Regions from separate parts of the Homo sapiens genome. Here region 1 is linked to region 2. A link is a loop called in an ENCODE intact Hi-C map of the cell type or tissue named here. Cell type or tissue: heart left ventricle. All regions are shown on one strand. Links, peaks and the distances in the headings refer to the core of each region. The heading gives the core; the rest is flanking DNA.

Region 1 (12,287 bases), core at 2,819-10,818, 110 kb after region 2:
CTCAATTGGTATGAGAAATAACAAGATTTGTCTTGTTCAGGACTGTGCAGTGTCCAGGTCTGGGTGTGCTCGCAGGACCTTTTCTGGGGCAGCAGTAGCGTGGGGAGGGGATGCAGAGGCAAGGCAGGGGGCAGGAGAGGGGCAGAGGAGCTCTGGCCGCCCTCCATCCCCGGAGCCCAGTATGGCCTGTGCAGTGGGCGTGCAGCTGTCTTCCTTCCTGGTCTGGGAACAGGTGTGTGTCATGCCACAGCTGAATGCCACGTGGCCTAGGTGTACACTGGCAAAGGCAGAAAGTAAACCTGCCATTTTCTCCTTCTGATTTCAAAGTTAATTTCCTTGCAACATTTTTAATATGTTAAGAACCTTTGAACAGCTGGCAGCTCTCAAATAAAATAATGGAAGTGTGGGAAAGTGCTTTCTTCAGATGAGCTGGCTGCCTCCCATTGCGCCTGGCACTCCTAGGTGCTCAGTTTCGGTCCCAGGCAGGCAAAGACCATGACCTTTTCTTCCTCAAAGGCAGTGCCACACAGAGGTTAAAAGCACAAACCGCAGAGGTTTGGTCCTAGTTCTAGTGCTCTCTTGCTGTGGGACCTCAAGCAAGCTAGTGCCTCGTGTCCTCATCTGTAAAAGTCCTGAGAGCGCTGAGCTCAGAGAGTTGTTGTTGGGATGAATTGAGGTAATGTGGAGAGAGTGCGTAGACAGTGCCTGGCGCCCATCACCGCTGCTGCTGTAACTCTGGTTATCACTGTCCTCAGCAGCAGCAGTAGCCTCACGCAGCCACCCACAGGGCCTGGTTCTGAGCTCTGTGTCTAGCAGATATTTAGCAGATACTCTTGAGCACCTTTGACTAGCCCAGAATGGCTCATCTGGGGGTCCCTTGTAGCTGTCAGAACGCTCCCTGTCACATAACCAGCTGTTCCTCAACTTGCATTCTTCTGGGCTGCTTTTCCTTCTCTGAGTCTGCCACTGGGCAGCTGGCTCTATCAGGTTTCCTTCTCGTAAATAAATATAGTCCACCTCGTTCCTGGCCTATCGTCAGCTTCACAGGGTGTGTGACTTAGAACAAGAAATGCAGTTGAGAAATCAGCCTTCATCCTATTCCAACTGGAGAGTCTTCCAGCATTTGCATTTGATCATCTCTGAAGGTGGGATGCAGAAGACCGCTTCGAGGCAGGTTGCTCCCAGGGCCTAGTGCAGGGTAGACTGAGGTTCCTTCCCTGAGCAGGCAGTGGTGGTGAGCAGGTCCCTCTGCTTTGCCTCACACCAGCATTGATCACCTGACAAATCATTAGTAATCAAGGGTTCCTGTTAATGTCTGAGAGGCGGAGCCAGCACTGGTTCTGGGTGTAATTCAGTGCTTTGGGAAATCTGATTAAAATGTGAAAAAGATGCTTCCCAGTCATAGAGCTGTAGAGACTGTCAGGTATTATACAAAAGACAGGACCGCTCATGCCTGCTGCTTTAGCCATCTCTGAAGGAACAATTAGAGTCGCAGTCAGCCAGGGAACTTGACTCTCTGTGTCGCTGAAGTTGCAGTTCTATTGCATGTAGGGTAGATTCATCCTGAGTCGAATGCTTGCTTGTTGCTTTTGAGGAGGACATTAAAGGTTCCCTAATGCTGTAGCCTTTCTGCATTGCTCTTCATATGATTTTTATGTAAGGGAATTACCAGCTCACTGTTTTTCTGAGAAAACCAGATGGCTGCACTGACATGTTCACCAGAGACTCTGAGATTCGTGCCAAGCTTATTAGCATTTGCCAATCTCATGGAAAAACTAAGAAGATGAGGAAACTAGAATGTGTGTGTTTCTTCCCTCAGAAGCAGCTTCTGCTATGAAGAGCAGAGCGGGCAGCCCATGTGCAGCTTTTATTGATCCATCATTTCCTGGGTGGCTGCAGCTCAGCCTCCTTCAGCCCCACTCGCTATAGCTCACCCCATCACCACCACAGATTTTCCTGTCTGCTTTAAATTGTGGACTGAAACTATGTATCCCCTAGTGAAGTACAGTTCCAGCTCAGAGAGGCTTCATCACAGCACTGACATGAAAAGACAAACAGAAATCTGACTTGCCGTGTTATCCATCCAATAAAAAAACCACCCAAGGGTAGAGGAATAGATATGCATCACGTCCCAGCAACTCAGCCAAGCCTGTGAGTTTAAGTGCAATATTTCTAGGTGGATTTAGAAAACCCTTTCCCTGGCAAAGCAAAGAGTTCTCCTGACAGCTCATTTTACCAGTGGGCCAGCCTGTCTGGGTTAGAACAAAGGGAATTCTGCCCGTCTGATTTGGGCCAGATAGCAGTTTTCTGCTTCCCCAGTGATTTGTGTACTATTGTAGAAGTTTGAATACTTTTCCATAAGTTAAGCAGAACTTCCTCTTCAAGTTGCCTGGCTCTGCCTTTATCTGTAGTCAAGCTTGGGCTGCCGAGGTGGCCTCTGCCCTGGTTTAGCATGAGCAGAATAATAGCACTGGCTTGAAAAGAGATTAAAGAGATGATTGCAGGATTATTCAGCAGGCTTGTCACCAGAGAATTTATCTGTTACAAAGAACATGTAGGGTTTTTTATTATTATGGAATTTCTGCTATGCCTGTGTGTGTATTCCAGCAGCTGCAATAGCTACACTTGGAGAGCACTTTTGTTAGTATATCTTGCTTCTTTCCAGTATCTCATTTTTTCCAGAAAATTCTTTTGGTTAATGAAGGGTCTCTGAAAGGAGCAGGGGTAGAAGCCTTAGGTGCAGTGTGAACTTAAAAGGAATATTTCAAGAAAAGTTTGTTTGATTTGAATTTCCATGGGTAAAGGAAATCTGCTACTTAAAACGTATATCCTCTGAATTTGGAAATTTCAGCCTTCCCTTTCTGAGCAGCACAGTTTTTATTTTTCTTATTGAAATAGTAGGGGTGGACTTACCTAAATTTCTTGATTGTGTCAAAACTATCTGAGCTGGCAGCAAGCTGTAGTATAGAACCTGGTAAGTGCCTCAGGGCTGGTCGTATGCATAGTTGTGGCAGTTGCAGTATTTAAAGGTGAACATGGTATGATAAGAATGCGCGCCTCATGTGTGATTTCCAACACACATACATGCTGACGGGAGACACCAATTCCGTCTGCTGATATTAGGTTGGTGCAAAAGTAATTGCGGTTCTTGCCATTGAAAGATGGCAAAACTGCAGTTACTTTTGCACCAACCTAATACTGAGCAGCTGCCATGGCCCAGCATGGACTTAGCTGTAGCTATATCGTGAACAGGGAGGGCACAGCCCTGACTCGTGGGGCTGACAGTTCAGAGGGGGAGAAGTGGTACAGTCTTGATGAAACAAGTCTCCAGCTGATCATTTCCCCAGGAAACGATGAGAGGCAGGGCATCTTGTACCTGGCCCAGCTCAGAAGGCTGGGACACTGCTGCCCTCTCCACCTGTTATTAAGTGGCCTAAGTGGGTCACATGTGCCCATGTTCTCCCTCACTTTGAAAACATTTCAGAACCATTCCTGTCTATTTCTTGTCATGATGTGAGAATCAGTACAGGTATGATCCACTTTTGATTTTTCAGAGGTAGAATATTCTGTTTGTTCTTTCTTGATTTTGCTTTGTTTTTTACCCTCTTTTCTAGCAATTACTGGGACTTCAGCAGAGGACAGGCCTGGAAAGAACAGGGGCATTAAAGTCAGGCCAAACATTTTAGGCCCAGTTCACAGCTCAGGGATGGAGAGTGCAGGTTACACACAGCAGACACGGAGAAAGCAAGTGGGTTTGGGGGATGTGGAATTTCACCATCCCTCTGGTCTGCAAAGTCAGGGCTCTCTAAAATGTGTTTATCCTTTTGAGAAAATGCTATGTAAATGCACAGTGACAGTAGTAGAATAGTTGTCATTAGCTGAAAGTGATCAGAATGTTCTGGTGACATCTCAGGGTTTAGCAAAGAAAAAGTGGCTGTCTCAGAGGAGGCAGAGGGGACAGTTTCAGATTTGCCTTCAGAATGCTGATCTTTCATTTTTGGGGAGGCTTTATGTAATTTTCTTTTTTTTTTTTTAACAGAACGAAGTCGGCCTACTGGAGTTCTTCCAAAATGTGATAAAAGAAACTAGGGCAGAGCCAAAAAAGGTGACTAGTTGGGTCCTCAACACTTTTCTGGGCTATTTAAAGCAACAGAACCTCGCTGTCAGTGAGAGGTGAGTGAGGTCTGGGATTTCTTTCTTCCTTTGTGATGAGCTCTGTCCAGAAGTGCTGGAAATAGGGCAGGTCCATTTTTTTGCTCCTGCTGTTCTCCCTCAGGATATCCTGACATGACACAAACATCCCCTGTGGACTCCACATTCTAAATATGTTCTCTAGCCCGTGTAAAAATGTATTTATTCCTTCAAATCTGTGACTGTGCACTGTGTCCTCTGCACTGTGTCAGAGGCTGGGGGCACAAAGATGAATGAGACAGACATTTACAAACTTGTGGAGGATACAGATCTGTAAGGAAACAGCCACCCCAGGGTGATCCTGTCATGCCAGAAGCATGCACGGGGTGCTGGGAATGCACAAAAAGGGGAGTTGAACAGAGGCTGGGGAACCAACCAGGGCTCCCCTCGGGAGGGGACGTTTGAGCCATGCCCTGAAGCATTAGGGGAGAGTCGCTCTGCAGTGGGAGGGACAGATCACGCAGACAAAGCAGAGTGCGAAGCTCAGAGAGCAGCAGCACAGCAGGCTCAGGAACGCCAGAAGCTGCAGGGGCCGGAGGCAGGCAGGTGGGAATGGTGGGGACAGAGCCGCGGAGATGACCAAGGGCCACCTGGAGAACTGTGTCTGCCTTTATCACCAGCTCTTGACAGCCATAGACTACAAGCTCATGCCAGTTTCACACTGCGGAAATGCAGTGTGTCTCACTCAACTCAGGCCACTATATTCCATAGACTGGGTGGCTTCAGCAACATGTCTTTCCCATGATTTTGGAGGTGGGGAAGGTCCAGGATCCGGGTGCCAGCTGATGCATTCCTGGGTGAAGCCCTCTGCCTGGCTCACAGATGTCCTCACATGACAGGCAGGAGTTGAGGGGTGAAACAGGAAGGGGGGAGGGAGAGAAGGCCCTCCAATCTCTTCTTATAGGATCCCCATTCCCACTATGGGGACCACACCCTCGTGACCTCTTCTAGACCTCATTACTCCTCCAGGGCCCCATCCCCTAAAACCATCGCGCTTCAATATAGGAATTTGGGGTGGGACACAAATATTCAGCGTCTGAGAGCAGACTAGAAGCAGGAATTCCATTTGGGAACCTCTTTCAGGAATGCGGATGAGAAATGCCCCAGGCCTGAGCCAAGGTGGCAGTGGCTGGGTTGAAGTGAGCTAGGCCAAGTTGAGAGCAATTATCTCAATTGGCAGAACTTCCAGATTTCTTGCTTGGGCAGAGGTGAAACAGAGGGCAGACTTTTTCAATGTAGGAGGAGCTAAAGGAAAAGGAATAAACTTTATAGGCCGGGGGTGAGGGAAGATGCCGTATTCCATTTCAGACGTGCTGACTTCGAGCTGCCTGCAGGACAGACATCACCCCCACGGGGCTAACCAGTAGGCAAGATCTATGAGTCTGCAGCTGATAAGATCTTGGGGAGGTTTGCAGTTGAGAGTTATCTCGTTGGTTCATTATTCAGCTCATGTTCACTTAGCCTCTGCTGTGTGCTAAGGTCTGTGCCCAGCATGAGAAGCGCAGTTCCTGGGACAGACACCAGCCCTGAATCAAAGCACAGGCAGCCTTGAAGCTGGTGGCTACAGTCAGTGACAGGGGTGCTCTGAGAGGGGAAGAAGGTAGCAGCTAAGCTAAGACCTGAGGAGAGGATGAGCAGGGACAGGCCAAGGCTGACAGGGAAAAGTGTTCCAGGCATGGGGAAAAGCACGTGGAGAAATCTGAGGTGAGTCTGGGCATGAGAGTTTGGGGAATCCAGGGACACAGCACAACGTAAGTGGAACATGGACTCAGCAGCATCTGTACTTGAAGCTGTTGGACAGATGAGAACTTTCAGGGAGGGTGCAGCGTGCCAGGGTGGCTGGGGAACGAACCTGAAGCTCTTTAGCCTTTAACTGGGAAGCGTGCACAGAGAAGGAAATGCAGGCGCGATGGCACAGAAGTAGAAGGAAAACCAGGAAACTGGGGGGTGGGGGGGGGGCGGGGCGGGGACTGGTGACACAGAAGCCAAGGGAGAGGCAAGTTTCAAGAAGGAAAGAATGGGCAGTAGGTGTCACTTTGGGGCATCAGAAAGAGAGTTCTCTGGGGGCACATAGGCAGGTGGCAGGGCCCTTGCAAGGTCCCGGGGCAGGGGGAGCCCAGGCTGGGTGGGTGTGTCATTGTCTCAGCAGCATCCCGGGGAGTGAAGACAGACAGATATTGACAAATAACTCCCAACAGTTGTTTGCCCAAATAAGTTAACTCTAGATGGTGTCAACTCCATGTTCAGCCACTGGATATGGATGCACACATCCATGTGTTAGTGTGGCCCGGGTGTTAGTTCCCTTCCCGACTCGGCTGCTCAGCTTGAATGAGTTCCCCCTCTGACCCTCAGTTTCCTCACTGTAAAATGAAAATGGCAGGACGTGCCTCAGAGAGCTTTTGAGGGAAAAAGTCACAGTGCCCGGCACGTTGTGGGCCTCGGTGTGAGCCACCTTCTCTTTGCCAGGGTGGTGTGCTGAATACCAGAGCACCTGCCACCCTCCTGAACTCTTGTGGCATCTGCTGCCTCTTTGTCTTTTTTTTGTTTTGTTTTGTTTTTTAGACAGAGTCTCGCCCTGTCACCCAGGCTAGAGTGCAGTGGCACAATCTCTGCCCACTGCAACCTCCACCTCCCAGTTTCAAGTGATTCTCAAGTCTCAGCCTCCTGAGTAGCTGAGATTACAAGCACCCGCCACCACACCCAGCTAATTTTTGTATTTTCTTTTTAGTAGAGACAGGGTTTCACCATGTTGGGCAGGCTGGTCTCGAACTCCTGATCTCAAGTGATCAGCCCGCCTTGGCCTCCCAAAGTGCTGGGATTACAGGCGTGAGCCACCGCGCCTCTTGGTCTTTCATCCCTGTCCTCCCGGGTTTGGCCTCTCCATTCAGAAATTCTGGTGTTGGTGCTGAAAATGTGTGGCTGTTCTGTGGAGGCAGGAGCCGTGCTGAAGAGTTTATGGATGGGATACAGCTCTACCAGAGTCTTCAAGGCTCAACAGGATTTGGTGAGGGAGAGGGCAGTGCCTACCTGGAGCCCAGGTGCAGGAACAGCAAAGAACTGGAATGATTGGGAAGGAGAGGAGCGTAGCTGGCAGGAGCAGAGGGTGGAAAGAGGCCAAGAGGTGTGGCTGTGTGCAGAGCCAGAGCTGAGCCGGAATAGGGAGCCTCTGGAACGTCAGGGGGATTCAGCCATGAACCCATCAGGTGCAGAGCCCCACTCTGCAGTGTGTGGGGGATGACCAGGACCCGGTTCTACCCCACAGGTGCTGTCAGCCTCCTGGGGAGGACTAGAACTTGTGCATCAGAATTTTAATTCAAGGCAGAATGGGATGCTTCCAGTGTTAGAACTAGACACAGTGCAGTGGGAACAGAGAGGAGGGAGATTCACACCAGCCAGAAGAGTCCAGGAAAGCTCCAAGAAGATGAGGTGTTTGCGCTTCTGGAGGAAATAGAAATTTCTTAGCTTTAAACTTAGTTTTTCTATGTTGTTGGTTAAAATGTACGGAATTGCTGAACTTTAGTCCTGGAAGAGAACTTAGGGATCTTCAGCTCTTTCATTTAGCAGACGAGGTGACGGAGGCCCTAGGAGATAAGGTGACTTGCCTCAGATGGCACAGCCACAAAGACTGGAAGCCAAGTCGCCTGGCTTGTGATCGGCTTCTGTATATGTTGGTCTGTGAAGTTAGGGGTTTAACAGTCATTTTGGTGGCCTCTAAAGGAGCTGAGAGATAAATTAGCCTGTTGAGTGGACCTGGAGCCCCTGGTATTTACCCAAGCAGTTTATAAGCAGTAAAGTTTTAAGAACCTGAAGGGTACCCAATTCTAAATAAAGGTAGGCTTGGTTGTTCCAAAATCAAGTAAAGAGGAAGCAGGCAACAGTTGTGTTTTACAGTTTAAATGGAACAAGGACTGAGAAGCCAAAACCAAACCATAGCAGCTCTTTTCCTACACAGTTCAAAGAACGTTTAGCTGGACTGATATACTAGGCTACCCATAGAGCAAACATTAATTAATGAACAGCCTCAGCTATGAGTGCTAATGTTTCCAGAGCTTAGAAGGGCAGTAGCTGCAAAACTAGCTATAGTCTCACAATGATACCCAGGCAAGGAACACTCTGGAGATCAAATTGGTAGAGAATGATTACGTGAATTAGCATTCATCTTTAAAGACCTCTCAGAAGACTGATGTTTGAAGGGTCCAACCTCTTGTTGAACTTGGCTTTTTAATTGAGTATATTGCTTGAAAGGTTGGTTTATTTGGTTGACAGCTTCTGAATTATGAGTAACAGATTTGGTTTAGTTAAGAAAGTAGACATTGTAGATTTCCTGAGCAAGCATTTTGTGGTAAAATTAGGCAGGTACAGCTATCCAGCTGTCCAAGCCAGTTGAGTGCCCCAGTGTTTCAGGTGAGCTGTGGGCAACAATTTCTGAGCACTGGAGCAGGGAAGGATTTGAAACCAAGAAGGGACTGGAGGTGAGAGGAAGATGTGTCCCACAGCATGAAATGTAGGATAGCATCCAAGGATGGGCTGCAGGCATTGGAAACCTGTTGAGCTCACTGTGGCCAGACCCACAGCAAGTCAGAAGTGGTGGTGTTGGGAATGCAAAAGGCAGGATGGCCGTATTTCATGTTTGGAAGGATCACTAGGATCTGGTAATAAGGTACTAGATTTTTCAGGGAGTAGGTGATGAATAAAGCAAAGACAACATGATAATTTGCACTCTGATACCTAGAAGCGTGGTGTTGTCATCATTTGAGACAGAAGATGGGTGGTGGGAAATGCAGAGGAGCTGGTCTGTGAGGAAGACAAGTTTGGCTTAGGATAAGGATTGGGAAACTATAGCATGTCAGCCTCTGGCCTGTTTCTGTAGAGCCTGTGACTAAGAATTGCTTTTACCTTTGTTAAAACAAAGAAGCATATGTGACAGAGGGCACTCACCAAGCCTCAAATATGCGCACCCTAGCTCTTTCCAGAAGTTTGCCATCCTGGTTTAGAGCACATTGTCTAGGTGTGAACGGGGCCTCTCAGGAGGTGGTTGACATCAACCAGGGAGAGAAACAGGACCTGAGGCAGCAGCGGCAGCCCTGGGCATCCTCCTCACGGCTAGGGGTCAAGTCAGAGGACCCAGCAAGAGGACACCGGAGCCACCTGGCATGAACTGGCAAGGAGCAGCAGAGGGACAGGCAAGGAAGAGGAGGACATTCCGGAGGCCCAAGAAGGAGGTTTCACAAGGAGCTTACGGTGCAGCCCCAGGAGTCAGGGTGCAGCGGGATGGGGAGAAGCTGAATGTTTGGCCACAAGCAAGGGGGTTGATTTTTAAGAGAAGAGCTTCTATAGAGGGGTAGGCACAGAATCCAGATGGCATGTGCTTACACAGGGTAGGTAGTAGCCACTGGTGCTAGATCGTTATTGTTAAAGCAAGAAACTGGGCAGACGCAAGTGACTGCAAGGTCAGCCAAAGGCATTGTCAAGACAGGGAAGATCGGAGCATTTGTGAAGCTGTGAGATTCAAGCCACAGGACACGGGAAACCAGCATCTTTGGTTCGGAGGAGTGGAAAGAGTGGGGTTCTGAGCAGGGGTGGAGGGGTTGTTTGATGGAAGAGGAGGAGGAGAGTGCCCTAGAAAGTTCTCAACCGTGGCTCAGCTGATGTCCTTGTGAAATGGGAGGTGAGGGCATGTGCAGAGGAGGGGAGCAGAAGGGGGCTGCCTGGAACAGGCGCTTGGTGGGACGCCAGCTAGGGGCACTGCGAAATCCGTGAGATGAACACAGAATCCTGTGCGCAGCAGGTACCACCTGGAGGCCCAAGTCCCAATGTCTTCCTTCTTCTTGCATCCTGTTTTAACAGAAGCAGAGAAGGTGGACTTTGGGCCTGAGATAAGCTGGGGGATTGGGACAGACAGCATGGTTCACGGGGGGTCGGGGGTGGTTGTAGAAGCATCAGCGTTGTCTGCTCTCATCCAAGCAGGAGATGGAGCTGTGATCCTGAATGAGCTCTGAGGGACTGGACAAATTTTGGAGCTTTGAAAGAGCCCCTTTCCCCTCCTCTGTCGAACCGCGGCCTCAGAGAATGGGAGGGAAGAGAGCAGCACACAGAGCTGAAGGCCGCGGTGTCAGTTTCTTCTTCAGCGGAGACGCATTCACTATCCAGAAACCAGTATTACCTGACAACAGCAAATTAGTAGCCTGTGCTGCTGCTGCCATTGCGTGTCGAGTCTGAGGGTTTATTTATTTAGGCGATGAGTGGGGTCTTTCGGGGTCTGTGTGACAGGTACTGATCTTTGTCATCGTCTGACTCAAGTTTAGCCCTGGCATATGTGGAATTAACATGTGCAGTCTGCCAGACATCCCTATGGGTGTGAGGAAGCCTGTGACACAAATATGATGACCTACTGTGTGACAGGCATCGTAGGGACAGAAAAGTGATGGAGAAATCCCAAGTGTGATTACGTCAGTGGAAAGATTTTGTAGTCTAAATTTATGACCCAACTGATGAATTAAGGTCCTTAGATGAACTTCTCAAAGGCGACGTTATTTTTAGTTATTTTGTGTTCCTTTTCTGTCCCTCTCCACCCCTACGTCTTTTATGTCATTGCGGCGATCTGAATGTTGGGATCCTCCCCCAAATTCCTGTGTTGAAATCCTGACCCCTAAGGTGATGGTGTGAGGAAATGGGACCTTTGGTGGGCGATTAGGTCATGAGGGAGGGGCTTTTATGAATGGGATTAGCACCCTCATCAGAGAAACTTCTGAGAGCTCCCTCGCTCCTTCCACCACATGCAGACACAGCAAGAAGGTGCCACCAGTGAGAAAGTGGACCCTCACTAGACATGGAATCTGCCAGCGCCTTTATCTTGGACTTCCCAGCCTCCAGAGCAGAAATAAAGTTTCCATGGTTTATAAGCCATGTCGTCTTTGGTACTAACCTGTTAGAGCAGCCCAAACAGACCAAGGCAATCATCGACTTGTATGGGCCTAGGGACCTTATCTTTTGCACGCTCAAGAAATCCAGTTCCACCTCAGTGCTTCTTATGGGTTCTGCACACAGTCTGCATTCTAAGATAATGGGCCATGGTATTTTCTAGGATTGCAGAACATCCAGGCAACCCACGCTTTTAGAAAAATCCGGCCTGCCTTTTACTTGTTAGTAAAGGTAGGTTTTTTTAGTTTGTTTAGCCGCCCGCTGCCCCTCTTCCTTTTGAGGTTTAATCAGGGTGGTTCACAGATGTTCTGAATACCAATTTAGTAACACCAGATATTCTCCAAACCTAAGTTTCACTTGGAATTGCCTTTTAGTCATACTTTGGGATAAACAGACACTTACAGGATGATGGGCTGCCTCAGTACATCAGCTGTTTTAAGTGGACAGCCCCAATAGGGTTTCACTGCACTTGAATTAGAGTACAGTAAGTCAGTTGGTTAACACACACTCCATTGGTTTAGAGCCCGGGAAATCGGCATAGGGACTAAGCTGTAGTTTCCTTTGTATTTTCTAAGCACATCCAAAGAAATTAATTTTGCATGATGGGAACCAAGACTTAAATAGAAGATGTTTTCAAGTGGCATGAAGCATTTCAGAAGCCCTCATTTACACAGTGTAACACTAATGTGCTATTGATGTCATTCCTACCTTTTTAAAACCAGTCCCCAAATGATCTCAGATAGGCAGCATCTCATGAGCCTAGTTGCTATAAATACAGGTTGAGTATCCCTAACCTGGAAATCCAAAATGCTTCAAAATCTAAAACTTTTTGAGCATTGACGATGATGTGCAAAGGAAATGCTCACTGGAGCATTTCAGATTTCAGACTTTCGGATTAGGGATGCTAAACTGGTAAGTATAATGCAAATATTCCAAAATCCAAAAATATCCAAAATTGGAAACACTTCTGGTCCCAAGCATTTCAGATGAGGTAACTCAACCTGTATTTAGAAGTCAGAAAACCGTGCATTTTAAAAGAAATAGTTTGTAATTCACTGTTGTCTTTTCCATAATTTAGGCACTCACCCCTACCATTAATTCACCTTCAAGTGAATTAATGACACTTCGCTGTTTCACTATGCTTGGATGCCCCTGACCTTTTCTTTCATGGGATA
Region 2 (12,287 bases), core at 2,805-10,804:
GGAATAGCTCCACCCTCATCCCCTCTGCATTTTGCACCTGTCTTTTAGAGAAATCACCTGGGATTTTCTAAAGAAAGCCACACCCCACCATTATGAAGCACTTGGAGTTGGAGCTTTTTCCAAGATGGAAGGGTGGGGACCAGAAGACAACCTCTTTAGTGGCGCCAAGAACTCCTGTCCCTAGGCAGAGAGACACTTCTCTGTCTTTACACCACAGGGCACGATGATGAAACTGGATTTAAAGGCTGGCACACCGCCAGTAATGAGGGCCAGGGTAGGGAGCTGGGGACTATAAAGGCCAAGAAATCAGGGTGTAGAGAGAGGAGGCAGGAAGAATGTGAGTAGTGGGTGCGTCAGGAATGGGCAAAGGTCAAACATTTGAAAAATAGCCCGAGAAGCTTTGGCAGGGACTTCCTGACTGTGGAGTGGTGACAGCCGTGAGGAGGTGACCCAAGTGTGGCAGCCAGCAGAAGGAAAGAGCACTCGGTCAGGGCCAGGATGGGAAATTTAGAGAAAATAGTACAGAGAGAAGTTAGGAAGCTACCAGGGCCCATCTCGGGGAGCAGATGTGAGTTTGTGGCAGCCCTATAAAATTGTAGGCCAATCAGTTGTAAAATTATATCACAATTTTATAAAGATGCGGCTGCAGAAAGCATCAGTAACAACTGGGAGTGGAAGGTTTCCATTTTAATTCAGTAATGACATGGATGAAGTTAGAAATGTCTCATGAGTCCACAGAAAGGGGTTTGGATACTTCTCTTAAAGTAACCTTGTAGCATTTCCTGATCAAAAATAAATTCAAGCATGAAAATATTGGGGAAGGAAAAGGGGAAAGTTCACTTTGGTTGATGAGATCTTAGAAAAAGAAGTCACAGGAGAAGCGGAGGAGAAGGCCCAGGCATTTTACACAGAGAATTCTTGGGATTCCTCAGAGACTGGAGTCATCTGACCAAGAAATGTGCCCTTGGGTCTGTAGCCTTTTTCTTCTCTCTGACACCCTTCCTCCGTGGATTTTCAGTGCAACACGAGCCAAGCTGGCTATTAATAGAGCAAGAACAATTTTACCACGGGATGTGGTGTTTAATTTAAAGAGACGTCAAAGAGTGAGGGGCAGATGGCTGGGCAGGCAGTGCTTCCCAATGACCTTGGTGAGCCCCTGACTCATCCCAGATCTTACAGATCCAGAAATGTGCTCTGACGAATGAGCCCTGAGTTGATCAAGCTTTAGTGAAAAAAATGAGAAATGGATAAGCCAGGGGTCTGCGTATTAATTTCTAGTAGATCTATGGGTAGCTTGAGAAATGAGAACAGTTATCAGTTCGGGTGATCATTTCTGGAAAGGTGTTCAACTCAAGGGACTCAATTATATATCTCAAGATCACCAGCATGTGGAAAATCCCAAACCTTAAAGCTCAAACAGAAAAATAAGCAAGTAATTCTCAAAACACTCCTTCCTCACACCATAGTGAAAGAATGACCAATTCTTGTTTATCCCACTCTACCTTCCCATAAATTTAGTGCACCCCCCTCTCCTGCAAGCACAGCTTCACTCTTACTGGTTATTTGATTGGTTTCCTAGGGCTGCCTTAACAAGGTACTACAATTCAGCGGCTTAAAACCAGAAGTGTAGGGCCGGGCGCGGTGGCTCACGCCTGTAATCCCGGCACTTTGGGAGGCCGAGGCGGGCGGATCACGAGGTCAGGAGATGGAGACCATCCTGGCTAACACGGCAAAACCCCATCTCTACCAAAAATACAAAAAATTAGCCGGGCATGGTGGCGGGCGCCTGTAGTCCCAGCTACTCGGCAGGCTGAGGCAGGAGAATGGCGTGAACCCGGGAGGCGGAGCTGGCAGTGAGCCGAAATCGCGCCACTGCACTCCAGCCTGGGCAACAGAGTGAGACTCCGTCTCAGAAAAAAAAAAAAACACCAGAAGTGTATTCTTTTCTCACAGTCTGGAGGCCAGAAGTCCTAGGTCAAGGTGCCAGCAGGGCTGTGCTCCCTTTGAAACCCATAGGGTTTCACCCTTGCCTCTTCCTAGCTTCTACTGGCTTGCTGTCAACCTTTGGCTTTCCTTGGCTTATAGCTACCAACTCCAATCTCTGCCTTCATTGTCACATGGCATTCTCCCTGTGCGTCTCAGTGTCTCTTCTCCTCTTATAAGGACACTAGAAGTCTATCCTACTCCAGTATTTCATCTTTTATCTACATCCATTATCCTCATCTTAACTAATTACATCTGCAACAACCTTATTTCCAAACAAGGTCACATTCTGAGGCATAGGGGATTAAGACTTCAATTTTTGGGGGGGACATAATTCAACCCATAACATAACCATAACCATAATCATAACCGTTATGCCACAGTGTGGTTCAATTTCCAGGCCGGTGTTGAGATAACCATGGCTAAGTCCAGACCCTGCCTTTAAGGATTCCACACTCTATTGAAAGATATATATATATACACACACATATAATATATATATAGTAGCATATATATACACACATACATATATACATATAATTATATTACACATAACATAATATATGTAATGTAATTACATATGTAATGTAATCATATATATGAAAATTTAGTTGGCAATTTTCCCCTGGCTTCAGGAAAAATCCCCAGACCAATGAAACCACAAAAGCCCTGGGCTGGATCCCAGCAGAATCAGTGTATATTTTAAGTTTCCCTGGTGTAATGATTAATTGTATATCAACTTGACTGGGCCACAGGGTACTCAGATACTTGGTCACACATTATTATGAGTGTGTCTGTGTGAGTGTTTTGGGGTGAGATTAACACTCAAATCGATACACTGAGTGAAGCAGATTGCTCTCTCCAATGTGAGTGGATTTCTTCCAGTTAGTGAAAAGCCTGAATAGAACAAAAAGCCTGATCCTCCCCTGAATAAAGGGAATTCCTCCTGGCTGACTATCGTCAAGCTGAGATGCTGGGTTTTGTTGTTGTTGTTGTTTTCTTTTCCTGCCTTTGGACTTGAACTGAAACATTGGCTCTGTTTAGGTCTTGATCCTTCTGGCCTTTGGAATGGAACTACAACATCAGCTCTCTTGTGTCTCCAGCTTGCCTACCGCAAATTTTGGGACTTTTCAGCCTCCATAATTGCATGAGTCAATTCCTTATTATAAATATCTATCCTGTGTATTCTTTCATACATACATTCTGTTGATTCTGTTTCTCTGGAGAACTCTAACTAATACACCAGGTGATTCTAATATGCAACCAATGTTAAGAACCACTGACCCATAAATCACAGATAAGAGAATGATTAATTCTGTCTGCGGAGGTGACTTCATGAAAGCCATCACATTTGAGGTGAGCGAGAAACAAAAATGAGTATCATCTGCCTTGCCGCACAGAAAGAGGCAGAGGAAAGAGTATTAGCAAAGAGAAACAAAGAAGAGAGGGTGGGGCCAGAGGAAGGAATAATTGGAGATGAAATGGATGGGTTGGGCCTGATTCTGCCTTGCTGCAAATGTCGTGGTTAAATAATACAGGGAGCTACTGAAAACTTACCCAAGTGAGCAATGTGCCATTACTGTACTTTAGAAAAAAAAATCTGAAAGCTGTGTAGATGAGGGGAGAAAAGATTGAAAGTGAGAGGGAAATTTAGGACATCAGTGTAAAAGTCTGTTATGGAATGAATGTTTGTATCTTCCCCAAACTCATATGTTGAAGCCCCAACCCCCAATGTGATGGGACTAGGAGGCAGGACTTTGGAAAATAACTAGGTTTAGCAGGGGTCAAGAGGGTAAATGGGGCCCTCATGATGGGATTAATGCCCCTATAAGAAGAGGAAGAGGTACCAGAACATCCTGTCTCCTCCATGTGAGGACACAGCAAGAAAGCAACAGTCTGCAAGCCAGGAAGAAGGCCCTCACCAAGAACCAAGTCTTTCTGCATCTTTATCTTGGACCTCCCAGTCTCCAGAACTGTAGAAATAAATGTCTATTATTTAAACCTCCCATTCTATGGTATTTTGTTATAGTGACCTGAGCTAAGCAAAGCCCAAGCAAGAGATGGTGTGGTCCTGGACTAGCTAAAAGGTTTTTCTGTATGTTTTAGAACTAGATTCAGCAGGATTTTGGTGACTAGGCTTGGGAAATGAGGAGGAGAGGTCAAATATATCCTCAAAGTTGTTAACATGGGTGGCTGGGAAGATGGTTGTGTTAAGATTGGGAATACAGGAGGAGAAGCAGATTTTGTGGAGAACATAATGAGTTCAGTTTTGGACACTTAACTTTGAGGTGCCGCCAAGTATTTGCTTAGACGTGTTCAGTCAGCTGATAAAAATAGATGAGTAAAAGCTCCCCAAGGCCTCCCGAGAAGCTGAGCAGATGCTGGCACATTCTTCCTGTACAGCCTGCAAAACTATGAGCAATTAAACCTCTTTTCTTATTAAATTACCCAGTCTCAGGTATTTCTTTATAGCAACACAAGAACGGCCTAACACAAGTGTACTTACACAAAGCTAGATGGTATAGCCCACTACACTGGGCTATATGAAATAGCCCATTGCTCCTAGGCTTCAAACCTATACAGCATGATACTGTACTGAATACTGTAGGCAGTGGCAACACCATGCTAAGTATTGGGTGTCTACATATACCTAAACATGGAAAAGCTACAGTAAGGGTACACTATAAAAAATTTAAAATGGTGCACCTGTATAGGGCATTTATACCATGAATGGAGCTTGCAGGACTGGAAGTTGCTCTGTGAGTCAGTGAGTGAGTGGTGAGTGAATGTGAAGGCCTGGGACATTACTGCACACTACTGTAATCTTTATAAACTCTGTAGACGTAAGCTACATTACATTTATCTAGAAAATAATAAATTAACTTACAGCCTTCAATAATAAATTAACCTCAGCTTACTGTAACTATTTTACTTTATACATTTTAAAATTGTTAAAAGCTTTTTGTCTCTTTTGTAATAACACTTAAAACACAAACACATTGTACCAATGTCTGAGAAATATATTTTCTTTATATACTATTTTAAAAGCATTTTTCTATTTTTAAAATTATGTATTTTCTTTACATTTTAAACTTTTTTGTTAAAAACTAAGATACAAACACAGACTAGCTTAGGCCTACACAGAGTAAGGACAATGAATCTCACTGTCTTCCACCTCCACATCTTGTCCCACTGGCAGGTCTTCAGGGGCAGCATGGAACTGTCATCACCCATGCTAACAATGCCTTCTTCTAGAATAGCTCCTGAAGTAACTGCCTGAGGCTATTTTGTAGCTAACTTTTTTCTAAGTAGGAGGAGTATACCCTAAAATAACGATTAAAAGTATAGTGTAGTAAATATATAAACCAGTAACATAGTTTATTATTATGATCAAGTTTTACATACTGTACATAATTGCATATGCTAGACTTTCATGTGGCTGGCAGCACAGCAGGTTTGTTTACACTAGCATCACCACAAACACGTGAGTAATGCATTGTGCTACGACTTTCCCACGGCTACAACCTCTGTAGGTGGTGGGAATGTTTTAGCTTCATTATAATCTTATGGGACCACCATTCTATATGTGGTCTGTTGTTGACAGAAAGGTTGTTATGTAGTATATGACTGTATATTCGTCCCACGGAGGTCAAAGGGGAGGGACTTAAAACGTTTGCCGAAAATAATTTAATCTAAAATTTAAAAAATAATTGATTTTGTCAAGTGTTTCAAAGATGTCCAGTAATTAGACGGAGGGGAGGGGAGGGGAGGGGGAAACGGGGATAGCCTTGACTATCCCCGTAAGTGATGAATAATCTAAAACATTATATTTTATTTTAAAACAATTATGAATATATCATAGAGCAGAAGGAAAGGTTAACATAAATTTTAAAGATTAAGAGGAGAATTCAAGAAAAAGTATTTTCAGGTACATTTAGAGCTAGAGCCCAGCAGCACGCAACCTTCTCTTCTGCCACTAGGGGCACTGTGCTGGGAAAGTCTGAGGCAGCGCCATCTTCCTGAGAAGATGCTCAGAAACCTCAACTGAAGAAACTACTCCGTGAGCCTAAATACCAACCCAGGAATTTAGAACAATCTTGGTCATCCAGCGACTTTTTTTTCTTTTTAGAAAAGGGAAATTATTGAGGGAAATTTAGGATTTTGCAGGAGTCATGAATCTTACTGGTTCCCAGGATTTCTTTTATTTCTTTAGAGGGAAATTATTCGGTTGTACAAAACACCTTTTAACAATAAGCCTATAAAGGAAAAGAAACATCCTCCCATTTGGCTGAGAATTCAGATAAGTGGCACTCTGTTCCTCTTGTCAAGTCATTCCAGTGATTGTTTGATCAGTAGTGACTTAGCATACTTTGTCTAAAAATATAGCATATCCTCATTCTCTGGGATATGCTATGTATTTGAAATTTTTGAAAATTGGCCACTACCATTTCAAGACCTTTTTCTCTACAAAATATATATGGTTCCTTAACTTGTCACTTCTTTAAGCGAAAACCCAGAGCATCCACACGGCCCCTGTGGACAGTAGTCATCAGGACCTCCGTTTCCTCAATGAGTTGGGCTAGATGATCTCTACAGTTCTGTCTCCAAGGGTCTCAGAGTCTCTAAAAGAATTGCTAGAATCAATGCTCTGCCTCACTTGCTATGACAGTTCATTACATTGATGGCCCCCAGTGAAACACCCCTCCTGGTGTACACACCTCCTGGAAGTCAGGACCTCATGTACTCCACTCTGGGTTGGGTATGTGACTTGCTTTAACCAAGAGAGTGCAGTGGAAGTGATGCTGCACCTGTTTCAGGACTCAGTCTTAATAAGACCTGGCAACTCCTACTTCCGCGTTCTTAGGAGCCCTGAGGTGCTATAGAAGATGTCCAGCCTCTCTGCTGGAGAGATCATTTGGAGAAGTCCAGGCCCCTGAGTTCTCAAGACGAGAGAGAGAGAGAAAGAGAGAGAGAGAGTGAGGTCCAGCCATGCCAGCATTCCCGCTGAGCCTAGGCCACAGCTGTACAGCTAGCTAAATGCCGTCATATGAGTGACCATTGGCAAGGCCAGCAAAAGAACCACCAAGTTGAGCTCAGCTCTAATTGCAGAATCATGAGCAAATAAACTGGTTATTGTTTTAGGTCACTAAGTTTTGGGATGGTTTGTTACACAGAAAATAGATAGCCAAAAAAGAAATACAAGTATGATTCTATAAAACAGAGGTTGCAAGGATTGTATTATATGTCAAAGGTCTGACCCTTTTCCTTGTGGGGATGATAAAAGGTGGTATAGCTAATTTACTCCCAACCTATAACTGTATTAATCATCTTTAATACAGTTTAATATCTATAGTTGGTAAATAGAGAGGCCCCTTAGACTTGAAATCTCTATTCCAAAAGAGAACTCGGTTTCTCAAAAGGGCTCACTAGCCTGGTGGTGGAGTAACTATTGTTATTCAGTCATACAGAATTATGACACATGACTGCCTATATTGCTTAAATAACAGTTGTATGTGCACTCCTCCAAGTATATTCAGATTATGTGTACTGTAGCTGTGTACAGTAAGTTCAGAGGGGAGGCCAGTAAGCAATGCATCCCATTTCCACAAAGGAAGGGTGTCTGGAAGAGGTGGCATTTTAACTGATTCTAAAGAACTGAAGAGATTCACAGAGTCCCAGAATGCAAATAGAAAGCTGTATCACTCCCCCTATATCTATAGGCAAAGGAATATGCTACTTACCTGGTATGACCTAAAGTGTCTCCCAAACAGACTCATTCTCCCAAATATCACTGCCGACACACACCAGCCTTCTGTGCCCTAAATTCTAAGTAGTAACACCTTGGCCTTCAAGCTGAAAGTTGCCTGTTAAGATGCAAATAGATGAGTCAGAAGGGCACACCTTACACCATTAGCTGCATTAACAACTTAACTCAAATGGGCTTATCAAACAGCTGGAGTCCCCTACAGAGGCCCCAAGAAAATGAGATCAGAGTATGTGGTATTACTACTCAGTGTCCAAAGTCAAGGTAGAGTGGCAAAGAAGTTTCCTGGATGACCGTGGAGAGGACAGCTCTGGTGCAAAAGATACAACATAGAGTGTTTTAGAGGACCCTGAAGAGAGTTTTCAGTGTGGTTCGGGCAATTACCTGGACTTGTTGGACTGAAACTTTGATCCCATTCCCTGCTGATAACCACACTAGTTTGTAGCTTCCATTTTCTGCCAACAACAGAACTTCCAGCAAACAAATTATTCTAGGTGGACACACCTTTTTCTTCTTCCTCCCACAGGTATATACAGGTAAGTATCTGAGACAGGCCCTGCAAAGATCAGGTCACATCTGTTAACAAGGCACTGGTTATATCAATGGCAACTCTGAGACGATTTCTCTGTGCTGAAGTAAGGCACTAAATATAATAGCCTCTTAACTGGCACATTGTTATCAGTATTATTATGGCTTTCTCTTCATGCCTGTCACTGGATTATGGTAATTTTTTTTAGTCATAGGTTTTGATCGGAGTTGAAGTCTCTGAGTTACTGACAGCTCGGGAGAGCTGTAAATGCTCTAAGATTGACTTCCCACTGTCACAAAATCATAACACAAGCAAAAAGTAGAGGTTCTCTCAAGCCTCCTCATGCCAATTAGAAACAAAGCAACTTTCTAAACAGCAGGCTTCTTTTCCAGCAGGCTTCATACCAAAGGAGAGGGAGGCAGAAGGCACCTACCTCTCTCCTCATCCTTCCTCCGAGGTTCAGTGCAAGAAACAATGACCCTGGCAAAGACGATAAGAGAAGCAGATACTGCAATTTAGCTAATGGTGTCTACAGGAAGCTAGAAATCATTCCTTTGACATGCTGTGATACTGAAACAGCATCAGGTCTTGGTGAGTTCTCCTGACCTTGCAGCAGCTGCTCACAGACATTGACTATGGTCACTTATTTGAATAACCACAATAGAGCTGGGAAAATGAGTCATGTTATCTATCCCCTTTGGAGGTTATGAAACCTCCAAAGTGGTACCTCTGGCCTTGTCTTCTTGTCACCATGGAAGTTCCTTCCTGACCAAATGCGACCCCCAGCTGGGAGGCATCTAGGATTAGGCCAAGTGTTAGAGATTACTAAATCTCTTTTCTGTCACTATGGAGAAGTTGTATGAGACCACAGTACCAATCTTAGATAAACTCCAGCTATTTTTTCATTTTGCCTTCAGGGTCCTTCTACTTCTTCCATTTGCAACCCTTTCCCCCTTTCTAGTACCATCATCCTTAGGCCTCCCATGACCAGAATAGACCATTCTGGCATCTAACTTAAGTTAGTCCTTTACATCCATCCAAATCCTTATTTGCCTGAGGTCCTGTTCTCAATTTAACAGGATTGAAAACTCAAGTAATTATCACAGAATGAGATGACCTGAATATATCAGCCAGGATAGGCTAGGTTATGCTGCAGTGATAAACAACCCTAAAATATCAGTGGCAAAAATGAGGGTTTCTCATTCATATTGCATATCCACCACAGGTTGTCAAAAGAATCTGCTCCCCAGAGTAACTCAGTAACCCAGGCCACCATCAGTGATCCAGATCACCATCTTAGAAGTCACCACCAACATCCCCAAGAGAGGAAAGGAACTAGATTCTTATTCTGGCAATTAAATGCACTGGCTGAGAAATTGTATTACTTCCACTCACAAGTCATTGGCCAGAATTCATCACATGACTTCATCCAACCAAAAAGGGGCCAAGAAGTACAATCCTCTTTTGTGCATCAGAAGGCACACAGCCAGAAATATTTGATAGGTTGCATAAATGATGAACATGACAATTATTTTGCACTAAGGAAAAAATGAAGATTTGCAGGGTAAAGAGTTACCCCTCCTAGTGCTGTTTGCTATTACAGTAAAGCTTACTGTGTTCAGTTCTCTTGTACTAGGCAGGATTGACCAGACAATGGAAAAAAAGAAAAACCTCTCCCCAGTTCAGACCCTATGCTTGCTTTATTTGCTCACAGTTCTCAAAGTGGTTTGCCAGAGTGAATCCAAAATTATATAAATATGTGCTGAAGATGAAAATAATAAGGATGAGAATATGTGCTAATCAACTTAAATTTGGTGGGGAGGAGGGAGGTACAGTGGAAGGAGAGTGAATTGGAAGCCTAGACAGAAAACTGAAAGGGATTTTGTACTTATCTGAGATGATAAAAACAAAGATGGATAAGGATAATTTTTGCTACTAGCTGCTAGCTTTCTGGAAGCATGAAAAAAAAAAAAAACCAGGATGAAGATTGCATCAGTCTAAACACGAAGCAGTTCAGGCTTGGGCAGAGTTTGAAGGAAAGAGACATCTAAGATGATGGTGGAGGAATAATGAATGCAAAGAGGTGATGGTGTATGGAAGAATGGAAATGTTTGTTGTTCTTGTATCCAGGAGAACTGCTGAGCTTTAGTGGGAACGCCCTGCAGTGGCAGCACAAAGTTCAGTTTCAGAAAACAGAATTGGCAGCAGAATCATGTTCTCGTGCCCTGGCAAATGCTATATATGTGCCCAGGGCAAAAACAAGCAAAGGAAGATGCAAACCCCAAATATGACCAATATTTGAGCACCTATCATCAAGGCCAAAGCAGGTGGGAGGAGAAATCTCAAAGATCTTTGTGTACCTTGTAGCAATTCCAGGGAAATGAGACTGTGAAGTGATCCCACATCCAATATGTCAGCAAATTCTGTTGGCTTTACCTTCAGCATATAACCAAAAGTAGAATCCACCTTAACGCCTCCACCTGCCACCTTCTTCCAAGCCACTCTAATCTATTGCCTAGATTTGTACAGTAGCATAACTACTCTCCTATTTAAACCCTTGCCTCCCCATTATGCGTTTTCTATGAAGCAGCCAAATGATCCTCTCGAAATGTAATTTCTCGGCTTGAAACTCTCTGATGGCTTCCCATTCTTGTCAGAGGATCCCAAAGCCTTCCCTTGACCTAGAAAGCCAATCTAAGATCCAGTCCCCCAAATATTCTGGGACCTCATGCCCCATCACTCCCTTTCCGCCCACTTGACTTTGGCCACATTAGCCTTGCTGCCCCCTCCGCCAAGCCTTCTGTCTCAGGGTTTTTGCATAGGCTGCCCTCTGTGCCTGGGGGCTCTTCCCCCAGAGACCTGCATCAGGACTGTTCCCATGCTTCCTTGGGGTCTCTGCCCAAATACCGTTTGATCAGTGAAATCTTTCTTAACCATTCTATTTAAAAGAACACACTCCCACCCCCGCCCTGAAGGCCCTCCTAAACTATCTTTCCTTAGCTGGTTTTGTGTGAAATGGGTTGTCACATGTACTGATTTAGTTGTAGTTATAAGTACTCCAAAAGGGCAGGAAGGATTTCGCTTCATTTGTTCACTGCTGTAACCCCAGCATCTAGAACAGGACCTGCCAACGGTGTGAGCTCAATCACTACAAGTTGATTGAACAGATTGAAATTCATCCCAACCCTCCCACTACAGGGATCTAGTGTCAAAGAGATATTCAAGGAACAAGACATCTCTCTCTCTCTTTTATAATACCCTATGAGGATTCCTCCTACCTGATATCAGCTGCCATGGATACAGGTTTCTTAAAGGGGCCAAGGATGCAACAGATGCTTCATATTAGCTTTTATGTCCTCGATAAAATTAACAACAAGCAAACCTTGAGTAACAAAGCTGTAATTCTGTCTTGCAATTCTGATTCGATATAGATTGTAAGAGCTTGGCTCTTGAGGCTAAAAGCTGTTTACAGAACCCTCAATGGAATTATACCTCTGTAATTCATTTACTGTTATTCATTTTATGTGTGTTTACAGATAGAGCCAGAACAATCATACAGCCAGCAAAACCAAAGCAAAGAAGAAAAGATACCTAGTGGTTTTCATTTTTAAATTACAATCATTATGTAAGTTACAATATTTTGCCACACTACAGCACTTCTAGGCTAAATAAGAAATACACTTAACAGCAAGGTAAACATAATAAGATAGCTTTTTAAAAAATGAATATTACCTTGCTCTGTCTTCAGGGATGTTATTTTCAATAGCAATATCGATTCACAAAGAAAAGTCAAGAGAATAATTATGGATGTTTAGCCAATAGGGCTGGTACATGTACACAAGATCAGAAAAAGTACTGGATAATACCCTTGAAAAGCCTCTAAAGCTACTGTCCCACCACAGCCATTTTCAACTACATGACCAAAAACAATCCAATAAGCTTTCATCGTTTATGTCCAAATTTCTAATGAAAGAAGCCTCTTGAAAAATAAACAAGTATACAGATGGGCTT

The links. Peaks named below come from ENCODE experiments on the same cell type or tissue, not always from the same donor. Only the 100,000 strongest peaks of a DNase experiment are listed, where the experiment ranks them.
Region 1: a loop joins it to region 2, with 2.4 times the contacts of the local background. A loop is called at or near these places in 6 of 110 quality-filtered maps.

The regions. Positions count from the first base shown.
Region 1 is chr4:151,680,516-151,692,802 of GRCh38, reverse strand. GATB (glutamyl-tRNA amidotransferase subunit B) reads left to right here. Exons shown (of 13, transcript NM_004564.3): 10 at 4,040-4,173. Among named protein-coding and RNA genes, the nearest start is that of GATB, 74 kb to the left of the region's middle. RefSeq lists enhancers at 4,340-4,840, 4,841-5,341. In heart left ventricle, for the core only: no CTCF peak of the experiment used is centred there; no DNase peak of the experiment used is centred there; H3K4me3 peaks cover 381 bases; H3K27ac peaks cover 3,674 bases.
Region 2 is chr4:151,795,462-151,807,748 of GRCh38, reverse strand. It overlaps LOC127898557 (a long non-coding RNA gene), which reads right to left and starts at 8,390. Exons shown (of 4, transcript NR_183042.1): 1 at 8,132-8,390; 2 at 7,725-7,847. It overlaps LOC105377488 (a long non-coding RNA gene), which reads right to left and starts at 8,390. Exons shown (of 4, transcript NR_183038.1): 1 at 8,132-8,390; 2 at 7,725-7,847. In heart left ventricle, for the core only: a CTCF peak has its summit at 5,952; no DNase peak of the experiment used is centred there; H3K27ac peaks cover 1,828 bases.